Linked DNA regions of Mus musculus: regions 1, 2 and 3 are each linked to region 4. The links are chromatin loops, found by intact Hi-C in ENCODE. Cell type or tissue: gastrocnemius. All regions are shown on one strand. Region 1 overlaps Srcin1 (SRC kinase signaling inhibitor 1). Region 2 holds the start of Gm38962 (a long non-coding RNA gene). Region 3 holds the start of Srcin1 (SRC kinase signaling inhibitor 1). Region 4 overlaps Arhgap23 (Rho GTPase activating protein 23).

Region 1 (5,000 bases), 67 kb after region 4:
TGTTTTATATGTTATTGATTACACCTTTATTTTCATAAGGATCAGAACAAATCTGAGGGACGAGGGCAAATTGCTGGTTTTATAGATATTATTCCTCAGAATGGTAAGTTTCCTCTTAAGTATATACATAGGTAAGCTCAAAGTGAAGTTGTGTTAACAAAGTAATGCTGAACTGATACAATGCAAACAGTTCCCTCAAACAAAAGAAATGGGGCGGGGGGGGGGCCTTGGGGGGGACGGAATGAAACCTGCTAACTAGGCTAACTAGGCTAGGAACACAAGGGCCATCTTCCTGCCATTCTGTGCCCCAAGAACAGCTTGTGGCAGGACAGGGCAGACAGGGACTGAGGCTGAGGGTGACACAGGGGAGCAGGCTGAGTGCTCTATAGGCATGGACTCCAACCTCCCTTCTCCTCCATGATACCAGAGGGTCATGACCCCACAGAGGATAGGGAGATCTCGGGGCTAAGGGCACTGGGCTCCTCCCTCTTTCCCTACAACGTGTGTTTCGTCCCGCCTTGTTGCTGGACCTAACTCTGGGCCCAGATCACGTGGACTCCTGCTAGCCTTGCTCTGTCCCACAGGACTCTGGACACACATGAACTTCCCTCCTTGCCGACCTCCAAAGATCTCCTCCTTCACCCCTGCACCCCACATCAGCCCTCTTTCCCCATTCCTGAGAGGACATCAACATTTCTTTTTTTTTTTTTTTTTTTAGTTTGTTTGTTTTTGGTTTTGGTTTTGGTTTTGGTTTTGGTTTTTCAAGACAGGGTTTCTCTGAATAGCCCCGGCTGTTCTGGAACTCACTTTGTAGACCAGGCTGGCCTCGAACTCAGAAATCCGCCTGCCTCTGCCTCCCAAGTGCTGGGATTAAAAGTGTGTGCCACTACCGCCCGGCTGACATCAACAATTCTGATGTGGGGCAGACAGTGTAGTAGCCCAAAGTAGGCGATGACCATGAGGAACCCAGGGAACCATCCAGGATGGCTCTCCCCGGATGGTGGTGGCAGGAGGGGGCGATGAGGGGTTCAGTGCCACTGAAGGTCTTTAGTCACTTTAGGTCTGTAGTGGCTTAAATCTCTCCTGGTGACAGTTGGAAAGGGACTGATGAGGCTTGGGTGTCAAGGAGAACAGGGACAAACGCCTTTACTGCCTCCTGGAGGACAGGAAGCACCCATCAGATGTCCAGTACACTGGGGTCCAGGGGGTGCTCTCTGGCAGGGGCAGAGAGGAGGAGGGGCTTGGAATTGATAGGCTGTAGAGCAGTTTAAGAGCTTTAGAGAGCCCTGTGTGTTTGCTCAGAAAGACGGCAAGACAAACCCGGCATCCTAAGTCCCTGCTTGGGACAAGCTTGTCTCTTGTCTTTTTACAGGGTCTGGTGGCAATGGGAGGACCAACCCTGAGTTAAAGAAGGAATAATCAAAGGAGATTCCTTTGTAGTCATTCACTCGATTTCTCTCTTTCTATTTCTCTGTCACACACACACACACACACACACACACACACACACACACAACCACTAGTCTCAAAACTATGTAGCTAGCCATGGATAGCCTTGATCCTCTCCACTTCAGTGCTGAGATGACAGAAATGAACCCCCATGCCTGATTAATGCAGTGCTGAGGATAAAGCACACCACCAACTAAGCTACATCCCAGTCCCTTAACCCTTTAGAGCCAGGGCCCCTGAATTTAGACGGCGGCCAAGCCATTCTCACTTAGATTGAATCGGTTCCCCCTCCTCCCACCCCCAGGGACTCAGCCAAGCAGGCCCTTCCCTGATGAATCAGGGGTCTAATCTGTAAAACAAGGGTGTTAATCTCCAAACCCTGTCCCCAAGGAGCAGTGAGAAACTGAGCCTATGACCCGGCTGGGCATGTTGGTTCCCTGTCCCTTCAGCCAGCTCCCACTATCAGCAGTCCACAGGCTGCCCTGACCTTCTCTGAACTGTGCAGTTTAAGGCTGGCAGCAGGCTTCAGGCCCAGTGACCCAATCAATGGTGCTCCTGATTCAGCTGGGTTTAGGCTAGGGATAGAGAGGAGAGCAGAGGCAGGTGGGCAAGAAGGGCTGGGATGCGCTGTGGGGGATCCCCCTTTTGGATTTTTTAGAGGCACCCGTTCCACATGTAGCAGAGACTAGCCTTAAACACACGGTGCAGCCCAGGTTGGCCTCAGACTCAGAGCACTGTTTTACAGGCATGCCCTGCCACACTGGGCTCTTAAGATTCTTAAAGGGGAAAGTGGAGGTCATCGGGCAGATGCCAGGGACTAAGAAAAGGAAGCATGGGGACCGGAGAAGCAGAAGGGGACCTCTGTCACCTCAGCTCTGCCTGGGTCTTGGGGGAGGGGAAGGTGGCCCTACTGGGGTGATGGGAAGCAGTGGGCGCCCCCCAGTGGCTGGCTGTGACACATGAGCAGGTGCTTCATAGAAACATTGTTACTTATTCAGAGGCTCCCAAACCCCACCCCCCAGTTTATTTATGGGCCTGATTTATTTTTACACACCACTGAATTCTCTTACATGAAATAACTGTAGCTCATTAGAAGAATTAAGATCCCAGCATCTCAGTGACACCATCTTGGAAAGTCCTCACTCTCATCCCCACCCTGATGTCTCCATCTACTCTGTGTCCGTCCCTGTCATCGTCATCCCCGCACCTCCACCCCCCTGCCTGTTGCTGGGCAGCGCTGGAGCATGACATCATCTTCAGAAGAGAATGTGGGAGGGGGCAAAGGAGAGAAAAATGGAGAGGAGATCAGAGCTACAGTGACAGAAAGTGACAGAGAAGGACTCGGAGAACCTCTGAGATAGCCAGCTCCTTTTGCATGGACACCAAGGTCCCTGTCTCAGAAAAAGGGGCTGACACACGTGTTCTCAGTCCATGGTCTGACAGAAGCGGGGTCCTGAATGTAGCTAGAGCAAAAAAGGGAGGGCTGGACAGCAACTCTTGTCCCCACCAGTCAGGGCAAAGGGGGAGGGTGACAGATATTTCAAGAAAGGGAGAGGGCCTGCTTCAGACTCCACAGTACCCTCCTCATAAACACACACACACACACACACACACACACACACACACACACACACACACACGGGCAAGCAACAGAACTCTTGGTGTCCCCTCTATAGCCAGAGCAAGAGGTGCCCAAGTCACCCAGGAGCAGCCCTGAGGCGCTGCCACAGTCAATACTGCCTGACAACTTCATTTGGCTGGCTCCCACTTCAGTCTGAAAGCATGATGAGTTTGAAGCTAGAGGCCAGAGGACAAAGGTCAGAGGCCCAGATCTGCTTCTTAAATGCCAAGGTTCTGAGAGCCAGGCCCATCCTTGCTTGCCCAGGGAGGTCTGTGCTGTGGCCTACGGGCCCTCTGCCCCTCACCATGCTGTCTGTCTGTGGGTCCTGAGGCAGAAGCCCATCTGTATCTGTTTTCTAGAACCAGCTTTTCCGCCCCATACCACAGCCACCAAAGTCATTTTCCAGGCAATTGCCTTTCTGTAAACATTCCTGTGTAATATCCCCCTAAATTGCTAATGCCCAGCGCCCTGTTGAGTCTCCCTGTCACTCTAACAAGAGCCTCAGAGACGGGGTGGGGGGTGGGGGGGGAAGCAAGCTTGACAGAAGATTGAAACAAGAGTTCCCACCCATCTCTCAGGCAGGGACCTCCATACCTGCACCCCGAAACTCTCTATGCTTGGCCAACCCAGCCCTGCTCTGGAAGTCAGGCTGCCTTTACAGAACCTCATCTGGGTTAGAGGGAGGGCAAGGAGGAGGGAGAAGGGGATCCCACAAGAGAGAGATCTCGGAGGGAAAGGAGCTAAAAACACGGTAGAGGTGGTTAGACAATAACGCTGACTTCCAGAGGCAGTAAAGTGACAGCAAACTATCATTACTGGGTCCCCAGGGAAGTCCAGCTTTGATCCATGACAGACAGAGGAGGTCACACAGAGTCTAGCTTCGCCATGGTGGACTCAGCTTCCTGGGCTCTACAGACACAGAAACCAAGGTGGGCAAAACAAGAGTCTGTCAGATGCTGACGGAGCCGGCAGCCTTCCCTTATCCATTCAATTGTCTACAGGGTCACATCGGGAGAGCTTCAGGCCAGACTGTCCTCCTGGGACAGCCCGGGAATAGGAGGGCCAACTAAGGAAGGCTGAACGGTGGGCGTGTTCCCTTCTGGGGATAGGGACAGGGAGGAGACTGTTCCCTGTGTCCCTGTGCTCTTGTTCTTTGCTAGGAAGCTGGGCACTCAGACTTGGATGGACCAAGAGGTGGAAGACACCAGAAGAAGCCAAGGGGAGGAGAGGACGGCACTGGGCCCTGCCATTCACATCCCTGCACAGGCAGAAAAACACAAACCAATTTGCGAAGATTTAAAACCCACCAAAGGCCACTTAGTTGGTTAAACGAGTTGAATCCAATTAAAGGACCTCCTCAGGGTGGGGAGGGAGAGTTCACCTGCCGACAAGGAGCAGTGGGGTGGGGCCTAGGCCTCCCCAGCTCCCTGCGGGAGTTTCTGTTTGCCATTCGGTGTATGCTTCCTGGGTAGGAGACACTAAAAAGGATGGTTCGGCCACCTCAGCTAGTGCTCTGGGTCCTCCATCATGAGCCCAGAGTGGGAGCAGTCTGAGTACAGCATGATGCTTGCCCACCTCAATTCCAAACAGCCTCCAGCTGGGCATTCCCCAGGGGGCAGGCAGGGCACAGTCTTCCTCTGCATTTAGGCCTTATCTACCCCCAAGTGATAGGAGTCTCCCCGGGGCTGTAAGGGTCTCTTCAGGGTGGGCCCTTTGTCTCCACTCTTAACTAAGAAGCCTTTTATTCCATGAGGTGCCAGCTACCCACACTGGGTGGTCCTGAGGAACAGGCCTAGAAGCTGAGGGGACTGATGGCCACCAGAGGGGACTGAGGATCTGGGAAGAGTCAGCCACACTGAGCCTGACAGGGGGCGCTACATCCATCCTGTACTCCTGGCTCACAGGCAAGCCTACTGGTTCACCTAGCCCA
Region 2 (5,000 bases), 130 kb after region 4:
CATCTCCATCTTCCCACCTTCTGCGCCCACAGCCGCTAACCCGGTCTCCATCCCCTCTGAGATAGCGCTCCTCAGTCATCCTGCCCAGACTCCTCTCCTCAGCCCCTCACCCACCCTTAACTTGCACTGTTGGGGGTGCTAGTCTCTGAGCCTCCTTCTAGACTCTTCCCCATCTCTGTAGTTCCACAGAAAGGAAGCCTGCACTGCTGGATTGTCTTCTCCACCCCTCCCAGGACTTCTCTCTCCCCCCACAGAAGGACATCTCTCCCCCCACAGAAGGACCCACTAGAGCCCCCAATAGCAAAGCCTGTGAACCTCTCACTCCATCCTCTCAATCCGATGGCTCACTTTCTCCTCCATCTGTTTCTTCTTCCTCCCTCAACTCTTTCTTTAATACTGAGGATCCAGCCCAGGGCCTTGCACTTGCTAGGAAAGCCAAACACCACTGAGCTTCGTCCCTAACCCTCCCTTCATTGCGACATTACTTAGAAGTTGAATGGTTTCAGGTGAATTTTCTATTAATTGTAGAGTTTTCCACTTTTTCTTTTGCTTTGTTTGAGACAGAATTTCTCTATGTAACAGTCCTGGCTATCCTGGAACTCACTCTGTAGACCAGGCTGGCCTTGAATTCTTAAAGATCCGACTGCCTCTGCCTGTCTAGTACTGGGATTAAAGACATGCGCTACCCCACAACCCAGTCAGTCTGTGCTCCTAACTGCGGAGCCATCTCTCTAGCCTGCCTATTTCTTTTTTGATGTTGGTTTGTTTTTGTTTTTGTTTTTGTTTTAGATTTAAGTGTGTGCACTCGCGCATGCACGCGCACACACACATACAGGCTCACTCACTATATACACAGAGGAACTAGAGTTACAGGGAGTTTCCTGATATGGGTTCTGGGGCCTGACCCTTCAGTCCTCTGCAAGAACAGTGTCTTGGTTAGTTTGTCAACTTAAAACAAACTAGGGTCACCAGAGAAGAGGGAACCTCAATTGGGTAAATGCCTCATGTTGATTGCCTATAGGGAATTTCCTTAATTAATGATTGATGGACCTAGCAGGGTTCAGTTCACTGTGGGTGGCCTTGGCTGGTTTAAGAAAGCTGGGGGGGACGGTTTGCGCATGTGGGGGACGACAGATAGGTGAGCCACACTCCTCCACTGTCTTTCTGCACTTTCTACCTTCAGGTTCCTCTCCGCCTGAGTTCCTACCTCGGTGATGGACTCCGTGATGGACTATGATCCTGACACGTAAGCCAAACGAACCCTTTCCTCTCCAGGTTGCTGTTTAGCACAGCAGAAGCAGCAGCAGCAGGCTTCTCTCTCTCCTCTCAGAAGCATCATGTGCTCTTCGATGCTGAGTCATCTCACTAGGCCCCTCCCGAGCCCTCTTCCACACCTTCTGAGAGATAATGTCTCACGTGAATCTCTGGCTGGCTAGAACTTAGAACCAGAGCAGGCTGATCTCCAAACGAGGACCATCTCCTGCCTCCCAGATGCTGGGATTCCAGGTGTGTGGGTATGTGCGCCACACACCTGGCTACTGGAACACATTTTTGTTAATTAGCTGAATTAGTCATATAGTCGTATTATGCTAAACTGCATTAATTTAGTTAGGCCAAGTGGTATTAGTTAATTAAATTCCTGTAACATGGAAGACAGCGGCTGGGGAGACCTTTTCCTAAGTGCTCCTCGCTCTATCTCCCAATGTTCGAACTTAAATCTCTATTAAAACTATATTTTAGGCAGGTGTGGGTGCTCTCATAGGATCAGAAATCCAAAGCCATTTTTTGGCTACATATAGAGCTCAAGGCCAGCCAGGCTATAGGAGACCTTGCCTTAGAACAAATAAAACAAGAACTGTGGGTCATAAAACCAGTAGGTGTAGTGGTTAAAGCCCAGAGTCTCAAAATGTGAAGGCTCACAGCCCGATAATCACTGCAAATTCAAGGCTAGTCTGAGCTTTAAATAAAGTTCTAGCCAACCCAAGGCTGTATATAGGGAGACACTATTTAAAATAAAGAAATAACTATTTAAAATAAACAAATAAAATAAAGTAAAATAAAATGGGTCCTTAAAGAATGTGAAGTTTCTACCCTGCAGTTCCAAGAAAACAAAAGCTGGTTGGACTCTGTTGTCAGGGCTACTCAAAGACTCCAGCTTTTTTGTGTGTGTGCCACTGTACTGCCCTCTAGGGCACCCTCCTGGTCTCCTGACCAACCTTGGGTGGCTGCCATCCTGGGGTATGCCAGGCAGAAATTGAAAGGGCATAACCAGGCTGGGAAGGCACACAATACTGCCCCCTGCAGCCCACTGATGCGATTCTAGTCACGTAGCCACATTCGACTGCACAGAGGTTTAGGAAGCCCCAGTCAGGCCCGAAGAATCATCTGTTGGCAAATTAGCAGTGGCCTCAAAGCACCCCTGCATCACTCCATACTGATGGCCACTGACGTCATCAGCCTCTGCTTCACTCCACACTGATGGCCACTGATGTCATCAGGGTTCTTTCTGGCCTTAGCCCCTCCTCTCTCTACACACATCCCTGAGCTGTTCTTGCCCAGTCCTACCCTCAAGGTTCCTACCAACCTTCCTTCAGCTACATCGCCCTGGAGTGGCTGACTTACCTGGACACCTGGGCCAGACTTCAGTTTCTAGGAGGACTCCGTCAACTCTCAACCTGACTCACATGCCAACACAGGAGCCAAAATGATGGGGTAACAGACTGGAAGTAGGGCCCAGTGGGTAATGTGTGTGCCGCGATCTGGACTAGTTAAAGCTAGATGTGTGTTTTCAGTCTTCAGCCCTCTTCCTCTCGCCTTCCCTGCCTCCTGTGTCTGTCACCCCCACTGCCATCCCCACCCCTGGTGCTGAAGATTTAAACCAGGACCCCAACCATGCTCCGAGGGTACTCTCTACAGGAAGCAGACGCTTCAGCTCCTTCTTTTCCCTAAGTGCTTGGGTTTTGTGATAGCTCATAGGAGAAGGTCTCGTTTCCTATCAATCGCTGTGATAAGCACCGTGACCAATAGCAAATTGGGAACTAAAGGGTTTATTTCATCGTCCATGTTTGCCATTTAAGAAAGTCAGGACAGGAAGGGAGGAAGAAACCATGGGGAGATGCTGCTTTATGCAGCCCAGATCCATCTACCTAGGGAATGGTGCTGCCCATAGTGGGCTGGGTCCTCCCATATCATCAATCAAGAAAACATGGGCTGGCGAGATGGCTTAGTGGTTAAGAGCACCCGACTGCTCTTCTGAAGGTCCAGAGTTCAAATCCCAGCAACCACATGGTGGCTCACAACCATCCATAATGAGATCTGACGCCCTCTTCTGGAGTGTCTGAAGATAGCTACAGTGTACTTACATATAATAAATAAATAAATCTTAAAAAAAAAAAAAAAAAAAAAGAAAACTTATAGACAAAGCCACGGGCCAATCTAACCTGGGCAGTTTCTCTACTGAGACTCTTTCTTCCCAGATGACTCTAGGTTATGTCCAATTGGTAAAAACTAACCAGCGCAGGTAACCAACCTACCACTTGTGTCGCAAAATCCACTGATTTTTGGAGGCAATGCTGAGGCTCAGAGAGAGTAAGTCACTGAGCCAGAGTTGACAAGTGTTATCTGTAGAGTGCCCACATCCTGAAGAAGGGATCACATGACCTGCTTCTCCTATGCTAGTACAGGCACACATAGACGCACACAGGCACACACAGGTACACATAGGTACACACAGGCACACACAGGCACACACAGGCATACACAGGCACACATAGGCACACACAGGCACACATAGGTACACATAGGTACACACAGGCACACATAGGTACACACAGGCACACACAGGCACACATAGGCACACACAGGCACACATAGGCACACACAGGCACACATAGGTACACATAGGCACACATAGGCGCACACAGGCACACACAGGCACACACAGGCACACAGAGGCACACATAGGCACACATAGGTACACATAGGCACACACAGGCACACATAGGCACACACAGGCACACATAGGCACACACAGGCACACATAGGTACACATAGGCACACATAGGCGCACACAGGCACACATAGGTACACATAGGCACACATAGGCGCACACAGGCACACATAGGTACACATAGGCACACATAGGCACACACAGGCACACATAGGTACACATAGGCACACACAGGCACACATAGGCACACACAGGCACACATAGGCACACACAGGCACACATAGGCACACACAGGCACACATAGGCACACACAGGCACACATAGGTACACATAGGCACACATAGGCGCACACAGGCACACATAGGTACACATAGGCACACATAGGCGCACACAGGCACACATAGGTACACATAGGCACACATAGGCACACACAGGCACACATAGGTACACATAGGCACACACAGGCACACATAGGCACACACAGGCACACATAGGCACACACAGGCACACATAGGCACACACAGGCACACATAGGCACACACAGGCACACATAGGTACACATAGGCACACATAGGCGCACACAGGCACACATAGGTACACATAGGCACACATAGGCACACACAGGCACACATAGGTACACATAGGCACACATAGGCACACACAGGCACACATAGGTACACATAGGCGCACACAGGCACACATAGGTACACATAGGCACACATAGGCGCACACAGGCACACATAGGTACACATAGGCACACATAGGCACATATTCTGTGTCTCTGTCACAGAGCTGTGACTTCTAAAACCAACTCCACAGAGGTGTTCTCTAACTTCCACATGTGTGAGCGCGATGGCAATGGCAACCATGCACATCCCCCTACAACAGAGAGAGAACACTTAGAATAAGCCAGGTGTGGTGGTACACAACTTTAATAGCAGCTCTTGGAAGACAGAGGTGGGCAGATCTGTGAGTTCCAGACCAATCCGGTCTACATAGTGAGTTCCAGGCCAGCTAGGGAGAGTGAAACTACAACAACAACAACAACAAC
Region 3 (5,000 bases), 86 kb after region 4:
CCGAACCTCAGTCCCAGGGTCATTGGTATCTGAGAACTAACCTCCCAGGGAAGGAAGAAAGAACGCAGGACTAGGGGGCAGCTTTGGACAAAAACCCTCTTGTCCCCAAGGCAGAGTGGCAGGAAGCCAGGGCAAAGCCTTTACACTTGCAGCCAATGGTGCCTGGGTACCAGACAGCCTTGGGGTGGGTGGGGGAGCCCCTTCCCCTTATGTCCAGAGCCCTCACTCACCCTTGCTTCTATACCAGGCTAAGTCACTATCCCAACTCCCAGCCTACCAAGAGCACTCCTTCTGGCTGCATCCCACCCTGACCATTTATCCAGAGTGACTCCATACCGGCCACCATCAACCAAACCCCAAACCCATATGCCACAGTGGCGTCCAGTTACAAACACACACCAGCCGTGCTAGAAACCACCGTCCATCCCAGCTGCCACCAGAGATGACAGTCTCTCATCTCCACAGTGACTAGCTCTATCAGAGACATCATCATTTTTAAGACCAGCCAGAGACAGGGAAGGGAATGAGAAACTGAGGCACAGAGTTAGCCAAGCAATTGGCTCAAGGTCACCCATAGCAAAGATGACCAGAGAAGAGGAAGGTATCTTATCACCCCATCCCAAAGGGCACGAACCCTACCCAAATGAACAGCCCGATCCCTCCCTACAACTGATATCTACACAGTTTCTTCACTTCCCACCTTTATCCCAAACACCTTCTGAGAGGCTGCAGCCGGGAAGCCCCAACTGAGAACCCCATTTCTCTCAAAGCTGGGGTCTGCAGAGCCCACAGATCTGGCAACATTTAAGAGGTACTGATCCGGCTCACCTGGCTCCCCTCGGCCCCCAGGGTCCCTCGGTCCAACCTCCTCCCTGGGAGAACGGGCGCGACCCTCGGCGGTCCTCTCCCACCAGGCCAGGGCGAAGCGCCGGAGGCACTGCCAGGGCTGCATGGGGAGGCGTGGGGCTGGGGGCGCGCACCAGCAGCCACACACGCCCCACAGGGCCCTGCCAGCTGAGCTGCGGAGGCACCCGGCCGGCCCCCTCTACTGCCACCAGCATCCTGCTGCCCCCACCGACAGGACTCGGAGCTGGCCCAGGAGCTTCTGACGTAGCAGGGGGGTGCGTGGGAGGGGAGGGGGGGCCACGCGAGTCCCCTCCCCAGCCCCGCCCCTCTACTTTTCCAGCCCCCTGCAGTCCCCACCTCCACATCACCCCGGACGCCCTACCCAGCTGGGGGCGCCCTTCTTTACCCCTTGCGTCTGCAAGGGGAGGATTTAAGATCCAGAAGCCCCTCCCTCGATCCCTCCCTCTCCAGGGCCCTCCCTACCCACCACCCAGCAAGCCGGGAGCAGGTCCCCAGTTTCTGCAACTCCTGTGGAGGCTAGGAGGTCTCCAGGGCTAGGGCCTCGAGGTGCAGGGGGTGGGGTGTAGAATGCAGCTTTGTATCCTGGCAACACAACCAAACCCAGAGCGCTCTCAGTCCGCTGCTTCCCTGAGGGACTGGCACGAAGGGTCCAGCACTACCAGCCCAGCGCCTGCACCCCATTCTGAGAGCTGAGGCGGGATGTGGTTCTCTTGCATTCATCCCTTGTCCCTTCCCCCTTCAACAACCCTAGCTTCCACCTCGCATGGACCCCTCCCCTCCCCCCGACTCTCTTCGCCATCCCCCTTCACCCACCCCTCCCCCTTACATTGTAACCCCAGGTCCCCTCCCCCCGGGCACCGCGAGGCCCTTCCCGCCGGGTCCCCAGCTTCGCCGGCTCCAGACCCTCTCTGCTCCCTGCGCTCTCCCTCCCTGGCCCGTCCCAGCCCGGCGCGCAGCGGTACCCTGCCCCCCGTAACACCTGCGCCCAGAGCATCCCTCGCCCGGCCGGCCGCCGCCTCCCGGGCCCGGCCGCCGCCCCCGCCCCCGGCCGAGGGGAAAACACACAAAGAAAACAGAAATACCTTCCACTTAAGCATGGAGGCACATTAGGGAGGAGAGAGACAGGGACATGCCTTGGGACGGAGCGTTCCCCATCGGGCGGGGGCGCGGGGGGCGGGGGCCCCGGGCCGGCCTGCCTGGCGCTCGCCCTCTCGCCGCCTCGCGGGCTTCTCGCTCGGCCCCAGCCCCGGGGCGCGGTGCCAGGCGGGCGGGCCGGGGGCGCGGGCCCCGCCGGGGTGGACCAGCTTGGGAGGGCGCCGGCGGCCGGGCGTGTGGGTGCGCGCGCGCGCGGGCGTGTCACCGAGTGTGCGAGAGCGAGTGTGTGTGTGTGTGTCTCTGTGTGTGTGCGCGCGAGTGCGCGCGTGCGGCCGGCGCGGGTGTGTCACTGCGGGCGGGAGCGCGCACGATGCGGGCACGCGCGTGTGGCCGGATGGTACAAAGGGCCGCCGGGGGTGGCGGGGAGCGGGGGAAGGGAAGGGGCACTGCGCCTCCTCGCGCCCTCCAGCAGCACACCCGGATCCCGCAGCGCGCCGCCCGGACTAGGGTGCGGGGCGCGCTCACGCTCCTCCCCCCCCCCCAAACTCCACCTGCTTCCCCCACCCTCAGCGGTCCTCCTGCTGCGGTAGAGACAAATGCGTTGACCCCAGAGTGGCCTCGAAAGAGGCACCTGGGGAGGTGACTCTTTGGGTCTCCAAGCACCCTCAACGCTTTGGGACAAAAAATAAAAAAAGCACTTCGGGTTCGTTGAAGCAGGGCTTGAGGCTGGGGAGGGGACGAGAGAATCAGGGATCGCTCCAGCCAAGGTGACCTCGGAGCGCCACAGTCGTTCTACGCCTGGAGAGCCGAGACACCTACCCCCCCCCACCCCCAGTGCAGCGTACCCCTCTATGGTCGCGCCTCCTCACCTCTGCCCTTCCCCCTTCCTCAGCTACCACTGGGCCAGGGACCTGGCTCCCAGACGCCCCCTGCTGGACGTCCTCCTGGCCCCTACTTCGGATTCCTGCCCCTACCGCAGGCGTGAGCAGGTACTGCGTGAGATTGAAGAGACACTGATCCCTTCTGAAGTGGACCCCAAAGTAGGCCGTCACAGACTCTGTCTTTTCACGCCTCTTCTGGGGACACCTTTGCCATCTCCAAAGCAGCTTGTAGTGCGCCAGGAGGAGTGCCCCACCCTGGTTCACCTTACTGGGCCTACCTGCGGATGATACAAACTTCTCCATCTCCAGCTCGGACCCAGACACACGATGACCTTTGGAACTCAGGCTTCTCCCTGCTTCCTTCCCTCGGGTTCTGTGGCCAGTTCCCTCTCTCGGAAGCTTCTTTTCAAGAGAGGCAGGTGGGCTGAGCTTTCTGCCCGTTTTATTTACTCCTGGCATTCCCAAAGGCAGTTCAGATGGTCAAGAAAATGCCACCCAGTGCCTGCATCTCTTCCCTACAGGCCACCTGGCAGAATGACTGGCAGACCGGGCTCAGGAGAGGAGACCCCACCCCAAGTGGCCCAGATGACAAACCGGTTTCCCCACTTCTTGGTCTACCCAGTCCCAGCCTTAATCTGGGCTCTCCTACTTTTCTGCCCGCCCCTAGGCTTGCTTGCCTCTGAGCCAGTCCCGTGCCCAGCTAGGGGCAAGATCCCAACTGCCCCTTACAGATCAATGTCCAGTTCCACTAACTCAGGTGGCAGGGCAAGGCAGTGGGAGGGGACTCTCAGCTCCATTTGGTCATCTCAGGAGGGCAGCCAAGAGCTGTGTCCTGGACACAAGGTCTGGGCACACAACACTAAGCAGTTAAGACCCTGACTTCTCTTCTAGGCCAGCTGCTTCTCCCTCTGCCAACTGGATGGTGACCATCTTTTGGCCTCTGGGCACTCACTGGGCACCCTTCCAGCTCCCTACCTGGCTGCCTGCCCAAGATAGGCATCAGTACCCAGCGGGCCTTGTGCACAGGAGGGGGTCACAGCTATTAAGCCTTGAGTCTGGCACACACCTCTCCTCCCTTCAGACCTTCACACTGCTCTATAAGACCCCTCTGCCTTTGGGGTCTTCCCAATCCAAAATCACCCCTACCCAAGGGGCAATGTTTTCCCATCCATATTCTATGCCCATCCAAGGGGAGGAGCATCCTCAGGCTTTAGCCATGGTCTCTAATTTAATCTTGCCACATTAGCCACATATCAGAAATAAAGGTGCACATCTCTTATCCTAGATTTGGAAGGCAGGAGGATCTATGCAAATTTTAAGCCAGTCCAGTCTTCATCTGTGAGTTCTAGGCTAGCCAGGCATTCATGGTGAGACCCTGCCAACGAACCAAAACAAAATGGAAATGAAGTAAGGCTTCAAGAAGTGTAGACAAGCACCAGTGCAAGAGCCTTCAACTCAGACTTGACTCAGGTTGGCCTGACTCTGGGACGCCCAGCCTCTTTTTCTCGGTCCACTCTTCTTACCTGCGGCTGCCTGAAGCAGAGACCAGACCCACCACTCTAAATCTCATCCCCACACAGCTGTTAGCAGACAGCAGAGGCCAGAGTGAAGCAGGGAGTCAGGACAGGGGCTTCTCTCAGTCTCAAGGACCTGGCCATTTTCTCCAAGGTGACAATTGTAAAGATGCTTCTCCTTCCTATTACTCGGACACTTTCCTGCGTTTAACACTTGACTCCTGGACTCTCCAACAAGCCACTGGCCAAGACAACCAGGGTGGGAAACCAGGCAGTGGTGGCACACGCCTTTGATCCCAGCACGGTGGAGGCAGAGGCATGCAGATCTCTGAGTTCGAGGCCAGCCTAGTCAGTCAGGGCTATATAGAGAAACCCTGTTTAAAAAAGAAAAAAAGACTGCAGGGGTTGGGGGGTGAGAGGGAGAAGGTGGTAAAATCTGCACATAGGAATCTTAGACCGATCCAAAGAGGTCTCCAGGACAAAGCACCTCCTCTCCCCCGGGGAAGCTGCTTCATGAGGAAATCCACCATGGCAAGACAAAGTAGTCAGGCTCAAGTAACTAAGTAACTTCTCATTTATGTAACTCCCTTTTAGTTTTCTTGCCTTGATTTTTTTGTTTTGTTTCGTTCTTGTTTTTGAAACA
Region 4 (5,000 bases):
CTGCTTTTGAAACAAGATCTTGATGTATAGACCAGATTTGACCAGGAACTTGCACAGATCCTCCTGCCTCTGTCTCCCAAGTGCTGCGATTACGTGCATGTACCACCATCCCTGGCCTGTTTCCTTCTGATACTGAATAATATCCCACTGGATATATGATGGATTACCTGTGTAATCCTCTACTGAAAGGTTACACGTCAGCTCTCAGTCATTGAGTGAAACTTCTGAGGTCATCTCCTCCTGCTGAGATATGTTTATTTTAGCTCACAGTTCCCATGTTTCCGGTTCATGTGTGAGTGTCTCTGTTGCTTTTGGCCTCTGGTATCACATGGTGATTGTAGCTGGGGTGTGGAGGAGTAAAACTGCCCATCGTATTAGCCAGGGAGCAAAGAGAAAGGTAGGCTGGGTCCTCCCCTCCCCTCTGGGGTATACCCACAAGGCCCCACCCCCTGAAGTGCCTTCCTGTAGTGGCACCTGGGGACCAAGCCTTTGATGCCCTTGAGGGATTTGTCCAAACCACAGCAAACAGCTTGGCTGCCCTCAAGACTTAGCTGTTGTAAAGAAAGCTGCTTCACAGAGAGCTATGTGTAAAGTTATAACCAGTTCGCATTTGCTGCATTGTGAGGAGAGGACATGGGTTGCAGAGTGTAGGCACTATGGAGCCATTATGGTGACCCAGGGTAGATTTGGTTTTTGAATGGTTCGTGCGTCTTCTAGAAGACTGCATCTTCTCTAATGTCAAGGACCACGCCCTGAGTATGCATGCTCACTAGTTGAGATTTGTGTACTGAGTTGCTGAAAGAATCAGCATTTTGCATCTATATCTTTTTATCTTTTAATACTTTTGTGTTTACTTGAATGAGTGTCTGCTGACCATTGTGTGTACGATGCCTGCAGAGGCCAGAAGGCACCAGATTCTCTGGAAATGGAGTTAGAGCTGATCGTGAGCTGTCATGTGGATGTTGGGAATCAAACCTGGGTCTTCTGGAAGAGCCTCCAGTGCTCTTAGCCTCTGAGCCATCTCTGTAGCATCTGCCTTTTTTTTTTTTTTTTGAGACAGGGTTTCTCTGTGTAGCCCTGGCTGTCCTGGAACTCACTTTGTAGACCAGGCTGGCCTCGAACTCAGAAATTTGCCTGCCTCTGTCTCCCGAGTGCTGGGATTAAAGACGTGCACCACCACTGCCCAGAACATGTGCCTAATTTTTATCTGTTCAGTCAGATACGGTAGTTTTTTTTTTTTTAGTCTCCTGCAAGTCTATGAACTGTATTCTGTGTGCGCTGATCCTCTTGCCTGCTAGTGCACATCTGGAGAGCAGAGGTTGACAGACATCCAGCATCTATCACTCTCCGCACCATTTTTAACAAGGCCTCTCAGTGAACCCGGAGCTCACCGAGTCAGCTAGACTGGCTGGTCAGCAGACCTTGGGATGCCCCTGCCTCTGCTGTCCAGCGCCAGAGTTAGAAGCCTGTGTCTCCAGGCCATGCCTGCCTCCTTCCACGGGTGCTGGGGTCTTGATTGCTATGCAACAGACACTTTACGGAGCCATTTCCCCGGGTGCCAGTTGTCCTTACAGTATTTTTAAGATATCTTAGACCCAGATGTGGTGGTTCACACCTATAACCCAAGCACCTGGGAGCCGGAAGCAAGAGGACCAGGAATTGGAGGCTAGTTTGGGCTACAGGATACCTTTTTTCAAAAAAGAAAGATGACAAAGATGACAGCATATATGCTACAAATTAATCCTCCCCCTGCCCCTTTTTTTTCTGAGACAAACCCTAGTTGGCCTGACTAGGCTGGCCTCAAATGTGTGGCATGCCTCCTACTTCCTGCTTCCCTGGTGCTGGGATTGTAGGTATGCACCAGTATGCCTGGGATTATCCTTAAATTTAAATGAGAGTTTAGCAGGATATACATTTTCTGGTTTCAAAGTGGCACAGATAGGAAACAATACTTTCATTCCTTGTTGCTCAGCTCTTTGTAAGCAGTACAAATCTCTGGACTCCGGAGGCTGGGGGTTCACTTTGTATTTTTAACTCGTTCTAATTGGCAGGATATTCTGTAACCGGGCTGGACTGGAATTCACATAGTAGTCTGGGCTGCCCTTGAACGCAAATAAATTCTCTAGCCCCAAGCATGAACCACCGAGTCAAGTGTGTTTAGCATTTATGAAAAAGGTCTTGCCTGTCTGACTCTGATGGAAGCTAACACTTGTTTCCAGGCATTTTCTCTCACTGGATAGAGTGTGACACCCCAGCTGTCAGTGTGGAGCCGGGGATGGTGGGAGATGAGGCCCCTGCACCCTCAGCTCCAGCTGTGTTCTGGTTCCCCAACACGATCAGTGCACCTAGCATCCACTAGAGGGCGCTGCCGACCAGGCTTTTTCTGGCTGGCTATGAGGCGTACACCATAGTGAGGCACCCGGGACCAGTAGCAAGCTAGTGGTGGGCTCTCCCTAGCACTGATCGGTTCCTTCCCACATGTGGTCTCATTTTGTCTCCCTGTAAGGGTTTCTCAGAACTCGTGGAGGCTGCCTGAGCCTCCTCTCTTAGGACTTACTTGAAGGAGGGATCACCTTTGGGACTGTGGGTCCTTTAGCCTGAAGGTTAAGAAGCCGACAACTCTCAGCTCCCTCCACACTAATTTCACCCCGTCTTTTGTCTCCTCTGCAGTCTGACTGGTTCTTCAGTGATGATGAGGACAAAGGAGAGAGAGTAAGTGACTAGAGGGTGGGTGGTGTCTGGTCTGAGGTGTTGAGCAGGTGGGCGTGGTCTGGTCTGAGATGACCCTCCTTGGGGAGGGCGTGCAGCAAGATTCAAACGGGTGTGGTGGAGGAGAGAAGGCTTAGAGGTTAAGGTTACCTACAGTTCCTGCGGAGAACGTGAATGTGGTTTCTAGCATCCACGTCCAGTTCTCATAACCACCTCCAGTTCAGAACTTCCGATGCCCGGCCCTTCTGGCCTCTCTGGGCACTATACTCAAGTGCACAAAGCCACACTCAGACATAGATAATTACATATATTGAATGCTGAGACTGGAGAGATGACTCGGTGATTAAGAGTATTTGCTGCTCTCCCAGAGGACCTAGGTTTGAGTCCCAGGACCCATGTGGCAGCTCATGGCCATCTGTATCCCAAATATGGGAGGGGGTTGCAGTCTGATGCACATATATACATGTAGTCAAACTACCCAGACATATAAAAAGTTAACGTAAGGGGGGGAGGGGCCAGGAAGGAATATTTAAGAGGTACAAAGAATCCTATTGGGGTGGAAATTTTAAAAGAATCCTATTGGGGTGGAAATTTTTTTCTGGAATTAGTTGTGATAGACATTAAATTACTCGCGAAAGCTAAAAAAAAAAAAAAAAAAGTTAACGTAAAAATGAAATCTTAAAAAAAAAAATTTAACCAAGGGAAGATTCTGGGCCCAAGGCACTTACAGTCTGACGGAGGAGACACAGCAGTCTGATGGGGGTGATACAGGTCAAACTCCGAGAAACCCAGTATTTAGCATGTAGGATAGTCCAGTCTGATGGGAGAAGCAAAGCCCATGTTCTTAGCTGAGGGAGCCTTCCAGCTTCTGCCTGTGGGAGATCTGTCAGGCCTATTCTCAGGGCATCCCCACTGAGAGAGCCCCACTCATGGAGGACATGAGCCCTGTCATCAAGCTGCCACTTCTTGAGAGGCCTGGGGGGGCTAACGATCTGGGAGACTGACGCCTCCCTCTGCTTGCAGACCCCTGTTGATGACAAGGAGCCACAGTCGGTGCCCAACATCGAGTACCTCCTGCCCAACATTGGCAGGACAGTGCCCCCCAGTGATCCAGGCTCAGGTGAGTTAAGGGACCTGTTTGGGGGGGGGAGACTCTGCCTTTCTGAGGGTCCCAGATGCCTGGCCAGATGTTTATCTTCCCTGTCTCCTCCCTGAAAGGCCCTGGCCTGGCAACACCCCAAGATGGGCCGTCGAGGGTCTTCTTCTCTGCGAAAATCTAGCTGTTAACTCAGCTTCCCCAGGGCTGGGCAGGGCTGGGCAGGGCTGGGCAGGGCTGGGCAGGGATGTGTGTTTGGCCTTCTTCACTGGTTTCTCTCTTGAGCCCTTGATTTTTACAGCTAGCGGCGTACATTCCTCTTTTTAATTTCTCTTCCTTCTCTCCTTTACCCTGTCCCTCCTCTCTCTTTCCCCCTTGATCTCCTCCCTCCTCCTCCATCCTCCCTTCCCTCTGCTTCTCCTGCCCTCCTCCTCCAGCGGACCTGTTGGAGATTTAAAGGGTATAGTGCGGTGTTGCGCGCGGCCTCGGTCACTAACAGTAGCCGGTGATTATAAGAAGCCTGGGCAGGCATGAGTGGAAGACACGCCCCCAGCAGTGAGGAACCCCAGCCTGACATAGCAGTTGGCAGCTCTGGTCCACAGCTGACCCTTGGCTCCACCCTGCCTCCTCTTGGAGGAAGTCAGACCCCTTGCCCTGCCACCAGATGGCCCTGAGCTCCCTGCCCAACCTGTGCAGTGGGAGCACTTCAGGGTGACCAAGATGAGGGAACTTGAGTTTGGACCCAGCCTCTGTAGGACCCACCCCAGAAGCCATTGTCAAACGACAACCCCTGCCTCGGCTCAGGCTCTGGACACTCATCCTGGAAATCCTGTGCTAGAGGAAGGTAGCTTCTGTGCTCAGAGGCAGTGAGTGGCCCCAGCCACAGCTCATCTCACATTCTGGCTTCACTGCCTGCTAGCATGTCCAGTTCTTGTCCCAGAGAAAGACCTCACAGCATCCTTAGTTCTGAGATACTGGCTGGGGTAAAGTAGCAGAGAGGAGCCCCCTGTCTCTTGTAATCACCTGCTGCCGCCTGTCCTGTGTGTGTCGCGTGTGGTCAGTCATTCTTGCTCTGCTCACCATTTGCAGGGGGAGGGGGCTGGGGAGGGCTCTAACCTGCCATGCCTGAAAGTGTGGATTAACTGCACCAGCTCCGTACCAGGTTTGAACCAACCTGCTCCCTCTCCAGCCTCGG

The links. Hi-C counts contacts between places; a loop is a spot of excess contacts. Peaks named below come from ENCODE experiments on the same cell type or tissue, not always from the same donor. Only the 100,000 strongest peaks of a DNase experiment are listed, where the experiment ranks them.
Region 1: a loop joins it to region 4, with 5 times the contacts of the local background. A loop is called at or near these places in 7 of 42 quality-filtered maps.
Region 2: a loop joins it to region 4, with 3 times the contacts of the local background. A loop is called at or near these places in 26 of 42 quality-filtered maps.
Region 3: it touches region 4 in a loop (2.0-fold over the local background); 12 of 42 quality-filtered maps call a loop at or near these places.

Annotation. Positions count from the first base shown.
Region 1 is chr11:97,554,832-97,559,831 of GRCm38, forward strand. All of the region lies in intron 1 of Srcin1 (SRC kinase signaling inhibitor 1), which reads right to left. Among named protein-coding and RNA genes, the nearest start is that of Srcin1, 18 kb to the right of the region's middle. In gastrocnemius, CTCF peaks have their summits at 2,397 (motif pointing left) and 4,941 (motif pointing right); DNase peaks (open chromatin) are centred at 2,367 and 4,888.
Region 2 is chr11:97,617,254-97,622,253 of GRCm38, forward strand. 2410003L11Rik (RIKEN cDNA 2410003L11 gene) reads left to right here. Exons shown (of 4, transcript NR_045496.1): 3 at 1,184-1,246. It overlaps Gm38962 (a long non-coding RNA gene), which reads right to left and starts at 1,332. Exons shown (of 2, transcript XR_880192.2): 1 at 1,208-1,332. In gastrocnemius, a CTCF peak has its summit at 2,300 (motif pointing left); a DNase peak (open chromatin) is centred at 2,253.
Region 3 is chr11:97,572,968-97,577,967 of GRCm38, forward strand. It overlaps Srcin1 (SRC kinase signaling inhibitor 1), which reads right to left and starts at 2,159. Exons shown (of 20, transcript NM_018873.2): 1 at 2,001-2,159. The coding sequence starts at 2,022. In gastrocnemius, a CTCF peak has its summit at 2,917 (motif pointing left); DNase peaks (open chromatin) are centred at 147, 1,093, 1,198, 1,787 and 3 more places; H3K4me3 peaks cover 1,796 bases.
Region 4 is chr11:97,487,402-97,492,401 of GRCm38, forward strand. It overlaps Arhgap23 (Rho GTPase activating protein 23), which reads left to right. Exons shown (of 19, transcript NM_021493.2): 16 at 2,671-2,712; 17 at 3,733-3,829. 4933428G20Rik (RIKEN cDNA 4933428G20 gene) reads right to left here. Exons shown (of 3, transcript NM_001289118.1): 3 at 3,382-3,736. The coding sequence ends at 3,608. Among named protein-coding and RNA genes, the nearest start is that of 4933428G20Rik, 10 kb to the right of the region's middle. In gastrocnemius, no CTCF peak of the experiment used is centred here; DNase peaks (open chromatin) are centred at 2,367, 3,898 and 4,426.